5 separate regions of the Homo sapiens genome follow, and regions 2, 3, 4 and 5 are each linked to region 1. A link is a contact called in ENCODE Hi-C or POLR2A ChIA-PET data. All regions are on one chromosome and are shown on one strand. The core of a region is the stretch at or near the end of the contact, and the rest is flanking DNA. Distances in the headings are between cores, read along the strand shown.

Region 1 (2,677 bases), core at 116-2,615:
ACGGCGAAACGCGCAGGACACTGGCATCCCGACCCCTCTGGGGCCACTGGGCAACTGGAAGAACCGGACTTCGGCATGGCAGGCACCCAGCGCCCGGAAGGAGGCGTCGGGGGGCGGCCAGGGGCGGAAGCTAGAGAGGGGTGGCCCGGGAGCAGGGTCGCAGGGCGCGGGCAAGGGAAGGGCTGCGGGCGGACCTCGAGGTCCCAGTCACCTCGCGCGCTCCACCGGCCGGACCGGACCCCGTAGCCGGGGAAGGAGTCCGGTCTGCGACCCCCAGGCCCATGGCCTCGGTGTGCCCGTCGGCGAAACGGGCTAGCGCCGACGGCTCACCTGCAGCCAGATACCGCTTCTCCACCCCGGTCTTGGCCTCCAGCGCCCCCAGCACTTCGGTGACCAGGTTCCTTTGCTCCAGGAAGTGCTCCACGCGCTGCCTCAGGCCGTCCATGGCCCCGACGCGCCCGGGGTTGGCTGCTCGAGCTCGCCCGCGGACCAGGGCACCCACCCCGCTGCACGCGCACCGCTTTCCCGCAGCCTGAGCCGCGATGCTCCGGCCCCGCGCCGGTGTCCGCCCCCGGCCCCCCGCTAGGACCAATGGGAGGGCAGGGCGGACAAAGGAGGAGGGGCCTGCCCCGTCTCCCCCGCCGCATAGCCCTCCGCCACGGCCGCCGCTGCCCAGACCCCGCCGGGAGAGGGCGGGGCGCGGCGGCCCAGGGCACCGATTGGCCGGGCCGGAGCGAGACGTAGCTGATTGGAAGGGCGGTGTCAGAGGATGGGATTATTGGCTGAAGGGTGGAGCCAGGGCGAGGAGAGGCGTGGGGGGGCGGAACCGGGGGGAGGGGCTAAAGAAACATCCGAGCCGATTGGAGAAACGGGACGCGATTCATTGGCGAGACCAGTGGAGGGCGGGGCTGATCACAAAGGAGGCAGGGCGGAATGGTAGGGGCGGGAACGGGGCGAGGCTTATCGGAGGAGGCGGGATTACGCAAAAGAATGATTCTGATTAGGCCGGACAGGAGGCCGGGCTGATTCTCGAAGGAGGGGTGTGTTGGAAAGTGGGAGAGGTCAAACAAAGGGTAGGACGCGTTATCGCAACAGTGAACCCGCTTCTCTGGGTTAGTCTTGTCGTTGTACAAATGGGAAAACTGAGGCTCCCGAGGGTGTGGGTCTGCGGAAGACGGGCAGGCGTGCGTCCCTCTCCCGCTTCTGTTAGATCTTCGCGCCCCTCCTGGCTGAGTAGCCGCAAGGCCCCCTGGGAGTCGAAGCCTTCTGCGTTGCTATGGCGCCGGGGGCGGGTCGGACGCCTGGGCCCACTCGGCGGTTTGGCGGGAGGGAGGGGATTTGCGCAGGCCCCGCTCCCGCCCCGCCTCCATGCGGCCCGCCCCGATTGCGCTGTGGCTGCGCCTGGTCTTGGCCCTGGCCCTTGTCCGCCCCCGGGCTGTGGGGTGGGCCCCGGTCCGAGCCCCCATCTATGTCAGCAGCTGGGCCGTCCAGGTGTCCCAGGGTAACCGGGAGGTCGAGCGCCTGGCACGCAAATTCGGCTTCGTCAACCTGGGGCCGGTGGGTGGGACCGGGATAGACGGGAAGTGGGGGCTTGGAGGGGACTGAACAACCCTAGACCCCGACAAGGGGGAGGGAGCCCACAAGGTCTTCTAAATATCAAGAGTCCCAGCCCACCCCTGCCTCAGCCAAGCTCAGCTTCTGGGACTCCCAGAGAGCACCTGCTGGGGAAGGACAAAGAAGGGGGCTGTTACCGGCCCTCGGGGGCTTCAGCAGGGGAGCCGGGTCCCATCGGTGCGGCCGCTTCCCCACATCCCCAGATCTTCCCTGACGGGCAGTACTTTCACCTGCGGCACCGGGGCGTGGTCCAGCAGTCCCTGACCCCGCACTGGGGCCACCGCCTGCACCTGAAGAAAAACCCCAAGGTGAGCCTGGCCTGGAGGCCAACCCCCTGCCCGGGGTCTCAGCTGCCTCCTGGGGCCACCAGCCATCTTCTGTGGTTCTCGTGGTTGTTATGAACAGCTGTGTGCTTTCTGTGGCTCAGACCCGCCCGGGCCCCAAGTCTATACAGCAAGAGGAGGCAGGAAGACCCAGATACGGAAATCATGGCGCCTGCCAGGGCCTGGTACACAGTGGGCACCTCTTGTCCTCCCCCTCCCTCCTCTGGGCCCCAGGGGCTCTGGTAAGGAGGGACAGACGGCGTGACTTCCCCACCGTCTAGGTCATGGGATGGAGGGAAGGGGATTTTACGACACCGTAATGGGTTCCAAAGAGTAGGAGGCTTGGCCCGGCGCGGTGGCTCACGCCTGTAATCCCAGCACTTTGGGAGGCGGAGGCGGTCGGATCACAAGGTCAGGAAATCGAGACGAGATCCTAGCGAACACGGTGAAACCCTGTCTCTACTGAAAATACAAAAAAATTAGCCGGGCATGGTGGCAGGCGCCTGTAGTCCCAGCTATTCAGGAGGCTTAGGCAGGAGAATGGTGTGAACCCGGGAGGCGGAGCTTGCAGTGAGCCGAGATCGCGCCATTGCACTCCAGCCTGGGCGACAGAGCGAGACTCCGTCTCAAAAAAAAAAAAAAAAAAAGTAGGAGGCTTACAGTCACCCAGTGGCCCTCAGGACGCAGTGTCCAGGCGCTCAGAAAGGGGCCTGGGTCCCATCGGGCTGGGCCCTGTCTAG
Region 2 (2,677 bases), core at 94-2,593, 460 kb after region 1:
TCCCTTTTTGGCCAAGAGCTGGTCTGAAGGCTTGCAGGGGCTCACAGCGGGGAAGCAGGAATTCTCCCTCCAGTCTGCCGGCCCTGGAGTGCCGCCGGGCAGGTGGCTGTTGGGGCTGGCAGGGCCGGTGCCCTCAGAGCGTGCAGAGGCAGTTTCCCCTGCAGAAGTCAGCTGTAAGGACACCTTCCCAGGTGCCCAGTGGGCGTCGGGGGAGGGGGTGGGCGGGGACGACACCCCCCTCCAGCTGGAAGGTCCTGGAGGGTCAGGTCCCGGTCCTGTCCGTGGGTCTCGCATCACAACCCCCGCCCCCCACTTTCCCTGGGAATCCTGTCCAGGACCCTGCTGTGTGACCCTGCAGAAGTGTCTGGTCCTCTCTGAGCTAGAACCACAAGTGCTCTCTTAAAAAGTGTCTCCCCTAGCCCTGGCTTGTTTTTAATTATAGAGATGGGGTTTCGCCATGTTGCCCAGACTGGTCTCGAACTCGCTGGGCTCAAGCCATCCACCCAGCTCCGCCCCCCAAAGTGCTGGGATTACGGGCGTGAGCCCCCGCGCCCTGCCGGGCCCCAGCTCTTCTTTCGAGGCTGCAAAACCCCACATATCTCAGGGCCACCTTCAGAGAACCTCTTTGTTATCCGTTTAAATTAGTCAGATGGGAGACAAAGACCGTGCAAAGCGGCTACCGCCCCTCCCCCCAAGACACCCCCAAGGTGTCCCAGAGGCCAGGAAATTCCTGTTTGTGGGGGGGTAACACTTCTCAAAAACCACTCGGCCATGCCCCTTCCCCTCCCAAAGCTAAGAGGCCCCAAAAGCAGAAGTGTGGCCAGGAGATGACGGGGTTGCTGGGGTCCCCCCCAGACCCCCAGAGCGTTGTCGGACCTTGAACGGACCTTCTCGAAGGTTGAGTGGGCGCCAGGGGCTTCACACGTGGGGGTCCTGGGGCCATGGCGAGGGGACGAAGTCAGACCCAACTACCCCTAGATGTTGGGGGGGGGAATGGGTCACTCGTCCCCCAGATCTCAGACCTGGGTGCTCCCCAAGATTCGCGGGAGCCTCAGGGGGTGCCCGCAGACATCCCCCCACCAGGCGTCAGGGAGAACAAGGGCCCGTCCGCCCCGGGTCTCCAAGCTCCCTGCCCGGGAGGTGCCGGGGGCGCCTGGGGGCTCCTGCACCGGTCGGAGCGTGCGACGGCCGCGCTGTCGGGGGGACAAGGGGCGCCCCTCACTCACCCGGTTCTTGACCTCGGCCGACAGCCCGTACGAGGGGCCCTTGTTGAACTGCGTGGAGCTCATGGCTGGCGGGCGGGCGGCGGGACGGGGCCGCACAGGACGGGACGGGACGGGACCGCCGGGCTGGCGCGGGGTTGGGACGCGCCGGGCTCCGCGCGCCACGCCCCCGCCGCTGATTGGCCCGGAGCGCAAATGTCCTTATAAGGCCTGGAGGCGCCGAATTCCTGCGGCCGCGGACTTCCTGAGCCCCCTCGGTCGCCCCCGGACCCCCGCCTGGGCACAGCACCCCCGTCACCAGAGGCCTGGAGGGGCCCCTCGCCCCCTTTGATGCCACGGGAAACTGAGGCAGGGAGGGGCCGAGGCCGCCGGGACGTGGCACTCCTGCGGGCTCTCTGCTCAGAGCTCGTGGGCGGCTCTCACTCTTTCTCCATCTCAGACTTCTCTTCTGCCAGAAAGGGGAGGGGAGAAGGCTACCTTTGGGGCAGGAATGAGGGCCCCTCTCTGCCACTTAGAGGCGTCTAACCCCTTCCCAGGGAACTCTACTAGCTGGGAGGTGGACCAGGGAACCAGGGCAGGTTCCTCAGAGAAGGGGCCATTGGAGCTGGGGCTTTGTTGGATGAGTAGGAGTTTGTCAGTCCAAAAGAGAATAGGATTCTTACTGGGTGCGGTAGCTTGCACCTGGAGTTCTAGCTACTTGGGAGGCTGAGGCCGAAGGGGGAGGATCCGTTGAGCCCAAGAGGTCGAAGCTGCAGTGAGTTATCATCACAACATGACGCTCCAGCCTGGGCAGCAGAGCAAGAGCCTCTCTCTAAAAATAAATAAATAAATAAAAATAAAAATCCGAGTGGCTCACGCCTGCAATCCCAGCACTTTGGAAGGCCGAGGCGGGCGGATCACTTGAGGTCAGGAGTTCCAGACCAGCTTGGCTAACATGGCGAAACTCCGTCTCTACTAAAAATACAAAAATTAGCCGGGCATGGGGGCACATGCCTGTAATTCCAGCTACTGAGGAGGCTGAGGTGGGAGGATCACTTGAAGCCAGGAGGCGGAGGTTGTAGTAAGTCGAGATCGCGCCACTGCACTCCAGCCTGGGCGACAGAGCAAGACTCCGTCTTAAAAAAAAAAACAAAAAAAAAAAACACAAAAAAACCCTAATAATAATAAATTATTAAAAAGTCTCCGGGACAGTCTCCTGCCAGGCAGTGCTGGCTCTCAGGAGACCTTAGCTCTGGCCCAGCCCATGCCCAGGAAGACAGAGCTGGCACAGACCAACCCCCAACCCGGATTCCCTGTATGAGCCAGCACAGGCGGAACCCCCCCACCCCGCCCACCCTGTTTCCCTATATGAGCAAGTACAGGACAGAATGAGAGGCTTGGGGCTGGAGGAACTGGAGGGAGAGTTGGGGCTCTGTCGGAGGAATCAAGGAAAGCTGCATGTAAGAGGAGGCAAG
Region 3 (2,677 bases), core at 49-2,548, 400 kb before region 1:
TTTTTAGTAGAGATGAGGTTTCACCGTGTTAGCCAGGATGGTCTTGATCTCCTAACCTCATGATCTGCCCGACTCGGCCTCCCAAAGTGCTGGGATTATAGGCGTGAGCCACCGCGCCCAGCCCATAATGAAATTTTTTTAAGAGACAGGATCTTGCTCTCTCGCCCAGGCTGGAATGCAGTGGAGTGATCATAGTTTTATTTATTTATTTATTTATTTATTTATTTATTTATTTATTTATCTGAGACAGTCTTCTTGCTCTGTCACTTGGGCTGGAGCACAGTGGCCCGATCTTGGCTCACTGCAACCTTCGCCTCCCGGGTTCAAGCGATTCTCCTGCCTCAGCCTCCGGAGTAGCTGGGACTACAGGCGCGTGCCACCATGCCCGGCTAATATTTGTATTTTTAGTAGAGACAGGGTTTCACCACGTTGGTCAGGCTTGGTCTCAAACTCCTGACTTCAGGTGATCTACCTGTTTCAGTCTCCCAAAGTGCTGGGATTACAGGCATGAGCCACCGTGCCCGGCCTAATGTAATATTTTAAAAACTAATGCAAAAGAATTTCTGATGAGCAATATATAAAGACTTTAAATAAGCTGGTCATGGTGGCTTGTGCCTATAGTCCTAGCTACTCAGGAGGCTGAAGTAGGAGGTTCACTTGATCCTGGGAGGTCGAGGCTGCAGTGAGCTATGATGGCACCAGCCTGGGTGACAGAGTAGACTCTATGTTAAAAAAAAGAGGCCAGGTGCGGTGGCTGATGCCTGTAATCCCAACACTTTGGGAGGCTGAGGCAGGAGGATTCTGGGGTCAGGAGTTCGAGGCCACACTGGCCAACATGGGGAAACCCCGTCTCTACTGAAAACACAAAAATTAGCTGGGCATGGTGGTGGGCGCCGGTAATCCCAGCTACTCAGGAGGCTGAGGCAGGAGAATCGCTTGATCCCAGGAGGCAGAAGTTGCAGTGAGCTGAGATCGCGCCATTGTACTCCAGCCTGGGCGACAGAGCGCGACTCCATCTCATAAAGAAAAATATTTTAAAACATTTCTAAATGTTGATGTCTGAGTTTTTTTTGGCGTCCCTGTAAATTTTGTTTTCCAGGCGAGAACTTTACTGGCCTCAACCTATTCCGGGTCCCCAAGTGAATGAAACCTAAGTTTGGCCCCGCCCACAGAGCAGCAGGCCACGCCCCTCGACATATCAGCCCCGCCCCCAGGACGCTAGTCGCGCGGTCGCTCTGTGCCTGCAGACCCCCGCCCCGCGCGCTCCTCGCGTCACTTCCGGGGCGGTGGTGAGAACGAGGCTCACTTCCGTCCGTGGGGGGAGCTGCGGCGGTGGCGGTGCAGGAGGCCGGGCAGGGGTGCGGAGGGACCGACGGACGCACGGGCGGGCGGCCGGGAGCCATGGAGCGCGGCCCTGGGGCCCGGGGGCGCGGGCCGGGGTGGTGAGTGCCGGGCAGGGGCGGGGGCGGGCGCGGCCGCGCGGGGTCCCGGGCCGGGCCTCGAGGGCCTGACAGCCCGGTTGGACGTCCCCGAGACCCCTGCAGTCCCAGGGCTTCCGCGGGTCCTGCCCGAGGAGCCCAGAGCAGGGGCGCGGACCGCGGATGAGCGTCTGTGATTGGGAAAGCCCTGTCCCCATCCATTCAGCCCTCCGGCGTGGGTTGCGCTCCCACCCTCCTGCGGACGCGGCCCTTGCCTTCGGGGAGCACCCGTCCGAGCCGCGGATTCCGCTCTTTTGCCCCGAAACTGCCCCCAGTCCGACAAACGCTTCGGCCTCTCGCCCCCCAAGGCAGCTCCCAGGGGCCCTCCCGAGCCCTGCTTCCCAACCAGCTCCCAGTCGCTGTTTCCCTTGTCAGGCTTCTTCCTGCCACCCTGACTCCTGGGCGGGCTTCCCGGCCTCCGCTCGCGTCCGTTCTCCGGGATGCAGCCCTTCTCCTATGTTGTCCATCGCTTGCTCGGGACTTCTTCGCGGCCCCGCCATTTCTCCCAGGATGAAGTGCAAACTCTCGGGGGCGCGACCTCACCCGTCCCAGGCTCTCTCTTAGGACCCTTCTGCTCACTTCTTCCTCCCAGGGTCTGCTCTAGCCAGGAGCCTGCTCTGTCACCTCGGATTTTGCTCCTGCTTGTCCCTCTGTCCCATCCCCCTGTCACCTGGCCCGTTTGTCTGCCCTCTGATATGGCCGCGCCTCCCCCCAGGCGGGTTTCCCACCCTGACTGGTTGAGTGAGGTGCAGTCACCGTCTCCCATATGTAGGTCATCTTCCAGTATTTTGGCTGCTCGGTTGCTTGCTGGTCCTCAGAACACCTCTAGCTTGCAGAGGGTTGCCCAGTTAAGTGCGTGGGAACGGAATTGGTGGGATTCAGGGTGTCAAGGGTGTGTGCCCAGTGAGTGAGGCGTCTGGGTTTGCACTCCCCAGTCCACGCCCATTAGTGACACTAGGGAGGTTCCAGGTACCTGTGGCTGGAGAGGAGAGGAGACTAGACTTTCCCTTCCCTGTCAAAGCTGGCGGACCTTGGGGATTCTTTTCCTCCTGTGCTTCCTCCTTAATTCTGTGCTGCCTACCACCTGCCCATTCCTTTAGTGAGTGGCAGGTCATGGTCCTGCTCTCATAGAGTTTCTGGTTTGGAGGTGGGGGGAGATCTGGCCAAACGTGTGAAAAATACAAGCTGTGGAAAGAGCG
Region 4 (2,677 bases), core at 77-2,576, 320 kb after region 1:
CAACCCTCCCAGAGATCCCGCATATTGGAGTGTCTGGTCCTGGTTCTCTCTCCCCTAGACCAGGGGCTTTCTGATGTTGGGACAGACAGCTGAGTCCTCTGTGAGACCCTGGGTTTTCCCAGCTCATGACCAAGCACAGAGCAGCATCGATTAGAAGTCACTGAATGAATTAACAAAGTCATGGAGAAATCAACTCTAGTTTCAGGGGGTTGGAATGGGGGCAGAGGCCTCTGGCTTGTGGCTGCTTGGGTCCAGGGAGCTGTATCAGTATTGTCATGGCTGAAATTGGGCTGGGGAGGCGGTGGTGCCTCCCACACTGGATCTGCCTTCACTGGCTCAAGTCACAGGAAAAGTGCCCTGAGACTCCAGCTCCCCACGCAGGGCAGCCTCCCACCACAGCCACCGAGAGGAGGAGCCCCTCAGGCCCCCGTGGCCCTGCCTGAAAGGATCCTGCTCTCTTGGGGGTAGCCCCTGGGACTTACCCAAACCCCCATGTGCCAGTCACCATGCTGAAGCGTCCAGAACTGTATTTGGTTAGGGAGAGAGATTAATGAACAGAGATAACTTTTCGTGAGAGAGTATGTCTGACAGGCCCAGAGGTGATGATTTTATTTCATTTTATTTTATTTCGTTATTTATTTATTTATTTTTGAGATGGAGTCTCACTCTGTTGCCCGGGCTGGAGTGCAGTGGTGCGATCTCAGCTCACTGCAATAACTACCTCCCAGGTTCAAGCGATACTACTGCCTCAGCCTCCTGAGTAGCTGGGATTACAGGTGCCCGCCATCACGCCCAGCTAATTTTTGTATATTTAGTAGAGACGGGGTTTCATCATATTGTCCAGGTTGGCCTCAAACTCCCGACCTCAAGTGATCCATCCGCCTCAGCCTCTCAAAGTGCTGCGATTACAGGCGTGAGCCACTGCGCCCGGCTGGTGATCGTCTTAGTAGCTTTTGAGGGAGTCTCAGTTTAAAAGTCTCGGGTGAGTGAGCCCCAGTGGGGGACGTGGCACATGCAGAGGCTTGGAGGGGGTTCTGAGGAAGGAGGAAAAAAGGGGATGCTGTACCACAAAGCAGATTCCATTTCACCAGCACGGTGCAGAAGAGGAAACTGAGGCTTGAGGAGGTGAAAGCACATGCTGGGGTCTCAAGAGAACCAGGCAGGGCGGGATTCGAACCCAGAGCCGTAGGAGTCCCAGCCCCTTCCGAATAGCGGAAGGACCTCAAGGGATTGGCTTGGAAGGTGGCCCCGCCCCCGAACCGAGACCACGCCCCCGCAGGTGGAGGCCCCGCCCCGCGGCATGACCGGAAGTGCGCGGGGCCCCCAAGATGGCGCCCGAAACCCGGAAGTGAGCGGCGGCAGCTGCGAGGCTCGGAGAAACAGGCGCCGCGGGCTCCGCGCCCGGCCGGACCCGGGCCCGAGGTGAGGCTCTGGTTGCGACCCCCGCCCCGGCTCCACCGCGACCCCTGCCTGGCCCGACCCCGCTTGTGGGTCCGGCGCTCCCCGCGGACCCCTGCGCCCGGGGCTGGGGGTTCTGGGGGCCGTGGGGCGGGGGCGAGCGCGGCGGGACCCCCGCCCTCCGCCGCGACCCCTTCCGACCCCGCCCTTCGCCGCCAACGTTGACCCCGCGCTGCCCCGCGACCACCGCCGTGAACCTTGACCTGCCCCCCCGCCCCCCGGCGACCCCCTGCCGTGAACCTTAACCCTACCTTCCACGACAACCCTCCCAACCTTTCCTTCCCGCTCTTCCGGGTGACTCCCTGTACCGCGCAGCTTGGTGACCCCCGACCTTTCGTTTTCTGGTAACCCTTGACCCCGCACTCATCGGTGCCCCCGAGCCCCTTGGTGACCCCGCACCCGCTTTTCCTCGGTATCCTGGCCTTCCCTTTTGGGGACTCTCGACTCCATGCGCCTCGTGACCTCGACCCCTTCCTGGGAGTGACCCCCGGTCTCTCCCGCCGCCCCGATTCCTGACTCCAGGCTCCTCGGGCGTTCGTGCCCCTTCCTCCTCCTTGTCCCCGGTCCCAGGACCCTTGCCTTCTCGGCCCCGCAGCGCAGCCCTGTCTCCCTCCCTCCCCTTGCTCCCCGCCCCTCCCGCTCCTGGGGCCTCCGACTTCTCTTCTGGGGCAGATGGTTTTTCGGTTTCTGCATGGAGGTCCCCCGGTTTGGGATGGGGGCTTGCTGATATTAGGTGACCCCGGGGCCGTCTGGGCGGAGTCTGCAGAGCGTGTTGGGGGTGGGAGTGCGGGTCGCATTCAAACCCGGCTTCCAGGGACAGGCGGGAGGGAGGGTAGCGGGCTGAGATGGCCCGAGTGGGGCCCGGGAGCAGCGTGTGTCGGTGAAGGGGAAGCGCAGGCCTCCTGGTGGGTCCTGTCCCCCGTAGGGCACTCTTCCCACCACCCCAGAGTCCCGAAGAATAAGGCAGGTGGGGCCTGGAGGGACCAATCCCCAGACTGACCTGGGGCGTGGGGGGCAGGCGTTGTGGAGAGCCCACCCAGCGCCTCCAGGGACGCCGGGCACGGATGGTGCTGGGGCAGGGACGGTGGGTGTCTCCCTGGATGAACTGATTAACATTCTGAAAAGTTAAAAAAAAAAAAAAAAAATCTCTTAAATGTGTAGCCGGGGCCTCCCCTGGCTGCTTCTTCCCGGAATGCCTGTTGTTCCCGCCTGCTCAGAA
Region 5 (2,677 bases), core at 119-2,618, 260 kb before region 1:
CTGCAGTTTGCACTGTGGGAAAATGGGGCTTGGCGGCGAGGGGCGCGGGCTGCAGCCCCCGCCGGAGGGTGCGCGGGAGGGGAACGGCCTGGATCAGGGGTTGGGGGCCTGGAGAACGCCCCACTCCAGGGCTCGGCTGACAGCCTGGGGACTGGACGCTGCAGGCCACGGACTTCCCCGACGCAACGAAACCCGCGTTGGGCGCCGCGCTCCGGAGGGGCCCAATCGTCGGCCCAGCGGCGGGGTTCGCGGCCCCCGCAGCTGAGCGGGATCCCGGCGCTGAGTTAAACCACCTGAGCGCCCTCCCTGCCCTGCCAGAAGACAGGCTCCTTTAGCCATTAAACATGTAAATATCTAGATTTAATTCTCTGCGCACTCTTCTGGGATGGAGGCAGCCGGCGGATCCCGGAGCGGGGCTCGGCGGCCCGCGGTGGGTTGGTTTGCGGAGGCGCCGGGCTAGGGGACCCGAGCAAGGCTGCAGCGGGGCTGCCCTCGGGGCGTCTCCAGGGCCGCCGGTTCTGCGGGACCCGAGCTCGCCGGCTTGGACACCTGGGAGTGTCCACTCTGCACCCTGAAAGCCGAGACGAGACGACAGGTGGGTGGGGGGAGCACAGGCCTGGGGGCGCCCACTTCGCAGATGCAGAGACAGAGGTCCTGGTCGGGAGTGAGGACCCCGCCCCGGGAGGGTCCGAGGGGCGTCCCCAGGTGGGTTAGGCTGGGCGCATCTGGCTCTGAGCCTCACCTGGGCCTGGCCTGTTCCGGGCCGGAATGGCGCCTCGATTAAGGCGCGGTTTATCTGGACACGCCCGGGCGCTTTCTGCTGGGTCAGGAAGTGGGGAGAGCACGGCACCTCCTCCCCGCAAGACCGACCAACGCCCACGTCCTTGCCTCTCTCTTTGGGTCTGTCTCGCCTCGTGGACCTCTGGGTGGGGAGGGGGTGTTGGACTGGGGAATGGGGAATGGGGAAAGGGGAAGGGATTCGCACCTCCTTAGGCAGAATCTGCAGACCGGGGATGGGGGAGGGGAACCAGGCCATTCGCTGGATTTAGCAAACTTCTCAGATCACTCCTGCTCCCCTGCCCCCACCACCCTAGAGCTGCGGCCACAGCCTCTGTCCCTCCCGCTGGGGCTCCCATACTTAGGGAGGGGAAAAGTCATCCCCATCCCCCTGAGATCAGAACTGGGGAGGCGGCAGTCCTCCCTTCCTGGAGGAGGAGCCCTGAGGTTGGGTTTTGTAGGATGTGTAGGAGTCCAAGTCAGGTAGGCCAATGGAAGGACGAAAAGACTCCTTGTCATCTGAGGAAGAGGCGGTGGGGCTGGGGAGGCGTCTGGCGTTAGCCCAGTTTCGGGGCCCTCACAGGACTTCATTAGGGAATGTTTGTTGAATGAGTCAATGAGATAAAACTGAATGAAGCTGGGGTGTGTGGGGGGGGGGCATGTGTTCAAAGCCAGGCCTTGAATGCCAGGCTGGGGGTGGTTGGGCCTTCTCTCCCTGGCTGTGAGGCCAAGCAGGGAGGGTCCCGGGCGGCCCTTAGTATAATCCCCCCACCCCACAGGTTAGTACGCACCCAGGGAGGCCATCACAGATGTGGTGGGGTGGAATGACTCACCCCCTCTCCGTGCTGTGCGGTGTGTGTGTGTGTATGTGTGTGTGTGTGTGTGTGTGGCGGGCGGTGGGGGGTGGCGGGCGGTGGGGAGTGGCTGGGGGAGCTTTGTCCCTGGGCCAGCAGGTGAGTCACCTTGCGCTAGAAGAAAGCTTGTTTCTCCCATTGTTCAATCAGCAGCCACCTTCCGGGCTCGCCAGGGGTGGGGTGGCGTCCCCCATTCCCTGGGGGAGGGGTACGTCCTGCAGGTCCCCGCTCTATCTCCTGCCCCATCCCCACTGTACCTGCAGGGAGCTAGGGGCAGGGGTACTCTGAGGAAGCAACTCCAATTATTCCCATTTTTCAGGTGAGGAAACTGAGGCACAGGGAGGTCCTGAGATCTGCCTCAGGCCACCAGCTGGCGAGCTGACCTAGGCCCGAGGGACTGGGCGGCGGGGAGCTGAGTCCCAGCACGCTGAGTCCCAGTGAGTGCGTGCTGTGTGGACACGCTCAGCATCCAATCTGGCTGGCGGTGGAGCCGGTCTCTGGAGAGGGTTGGCCACGCAGAGAGTCTCAGCTGAGCTCCTGAGTAGAAACGCGGATCTCAGTTACAGAGAACGTTCCCTGCGCCAGGGTCCCCCTCCGACCCAGCCCTTCGGGCGATCCCAGGGAGCGCAGGACCCTCTGGACCCGGCAGTTGGGGGAGCTCTTCAGCCTGAGCTGGAGGGGTCCCCCGTTCTGGCCCATGCGCCGGTCAAAGGTGTGGAGGGTATTTGAGGAACCGGCTCCCAGTGTCCACTCCTCACTCCAGCCGCACTGGTTAATCATTTGAGGCAGCGGACAGGGGAAGGGGCCAGCCGCCTCCTGCTCTGGCCATCACCTGCCCACCTCCCAGCTCCAGGCCTGCAGCAAGAGAGCAGGAAGCAGAGCGAGCCCTGTGGGGCCCTGGGCAGGGCATAGAGGGAGTCCCAGAGGGGCCTGTTGGTTGGGAAAGCTCTTGTGGGGTGTCAGAGCAGAGACTTCTCTCTGGGCCTCAGCTTCTCCCACTGGGGAGGAAAACTTGATGCTCTTGAAGGGTGAGGATCCTCCTACCT

The links. Hi-C counts contacts between places; a loop is a spot of excess contacts on that map. ChIA-PET counts read pairs that join two places held with the same protein, here RNA polymerase II (POLR2A). Pooled maps may share reads with other maps.
Region 2: a loop to region 1 is called in a pooled map, with 7 times the contacts of the local background. The contact joins the promoter of CNN2 here to the promoter of PCSK4 in region 1. A Hi-C loop is called at or near these places in 1 of 37 single-sample maps with no recorded cell type and 8 of 50 pooled maps. POLR2A ChIA-PET finds 5 or more read pairs at or near these places in 2 of 52 experiments (WTC11 and activated CD8-positive, alpha-beta memory T cell).
Region 3: a loop to region 1 is called in a pooled map, with 7 times the contacts of the local background. The contact joins the promoter of ABHD17A here to the promoter of PCSK4 in region 1. A Hi-C loop is called at or near these places in 1 of 37 single-sample maps with no recorded cell type and 5 of 50 pooled maps. POLR2A ChIA-PET finds 5 or more read pairs at or near these places in 7 of 52 experiments (A673, AG04449, AG04450 and 4 more).
Region 4: a loop to region 1 is called in a pooled map, with 6 times the contacts of the local background. The contact joins the promoter of SBNO2 here to the promoter of PCSK4 in region 1. A Hi-C loop is called at or near these places in 3 of 50 pooled maps. POLR2A ChIA-PET finds 5 or more read pairs at or near these places in 3 of 52 experiments (B cell, Panc1 and T-cell).
Region 5: a loop to region 1 is called in a pooled map, with 2.8 times the contacts of the local background. The contact joins the enhancer-like site here to the promoter of PCSK4 in region 1. A Hi-C loop is called at or near these places in 2 of 50 pooled maps. POLR2A ChIA-PET finds 5 or more read pairs at or near these places in 3 of 52 experiments (HEK293, Panc1 and WTC11).

What each region holds. Positions count from the first base shown.
Region 1 is chr19:1,489,038-1,491,714 of GRCh38, reverse strand. PCSK4 (proprotein convertase subtilisin/kexin type 4) reads left to right here and starts at 1,365. Exons shown (of 15, transcript NM_017573.5): 1 at 1,365-1,557; 2 at 1,818-1,922. The coding sequence starts at 1,369. It overlaps REEP6 (receptor accessory protein 6), which reads right to left and starts at 534. Exons shown (of 5, transcript NM_138393.4): 1 at 331-534. The coding sequence starts at 445. RefSeq lists silencers at 286-405, 436-975, 1,196-1,625.
Region 2 is chr19:1,025,274-1,027,950 of GRCh38, reverse strand. CNN2 (calponin 2) reads right to left here and starts at 1,343. Exons shown (of 7, transcript NM_004368.4): 1 at 1,227-1,343. The coding sequence starts at 1,289. RefSeq lists a silencer at 1,056-1,695 and an enhancer at 1,686-2,417.
Region 3 is chr19:1,884,117-1,886,793 of GRCh38, reverse strand. ABHD17A (abhydrolase domain containing 17A, depalmitoylase) reads left to right here and starts at 1,298. Exons shown (of 5, transcript NM_001130111.2): 1 at 1,298-1,442. RefSeq lists a silencer at 1,886-2,033.
Region 4 is chr19:1,172,917-1,175,593 of GRCh38, reverse strand. SBNO2 (strawberry notch homolog 2) reads left to right here and starts at 1,326. Exons shown (of 32, transcript NM_014963.3): 1 at 1,326-1,422. It overlaps LOC102725180 (collagen alpha-1(VII) chain), which reads right to left. Exons shown (of 3, transcript XR_005647046.2): 2 at 1,710-2,575; 3 at 601-1,034. RefSeq lists enhancers at 966-1,015, 2,400-2,677 and a silencer at 1,156-1,465.
Region 5 is chr19:1,746,407-1,749,083 of GRCh38, reverse strand. No RefSeq gene overlaps it. Among named protein-coding and RNA genes, the nearest start is that of ONECUT3, 5.8 kb to the left of the region's middle. RefSeq lists enhancers at 599-648, 175-693, 694-1,213, 771-1,970. Within about 2 kb of position 1,368, at least 5 of the 41 ENCODE cell types and tissues checked have a DNase peak (open chromatin) inside an H3K27ac peak, as active enhancers do.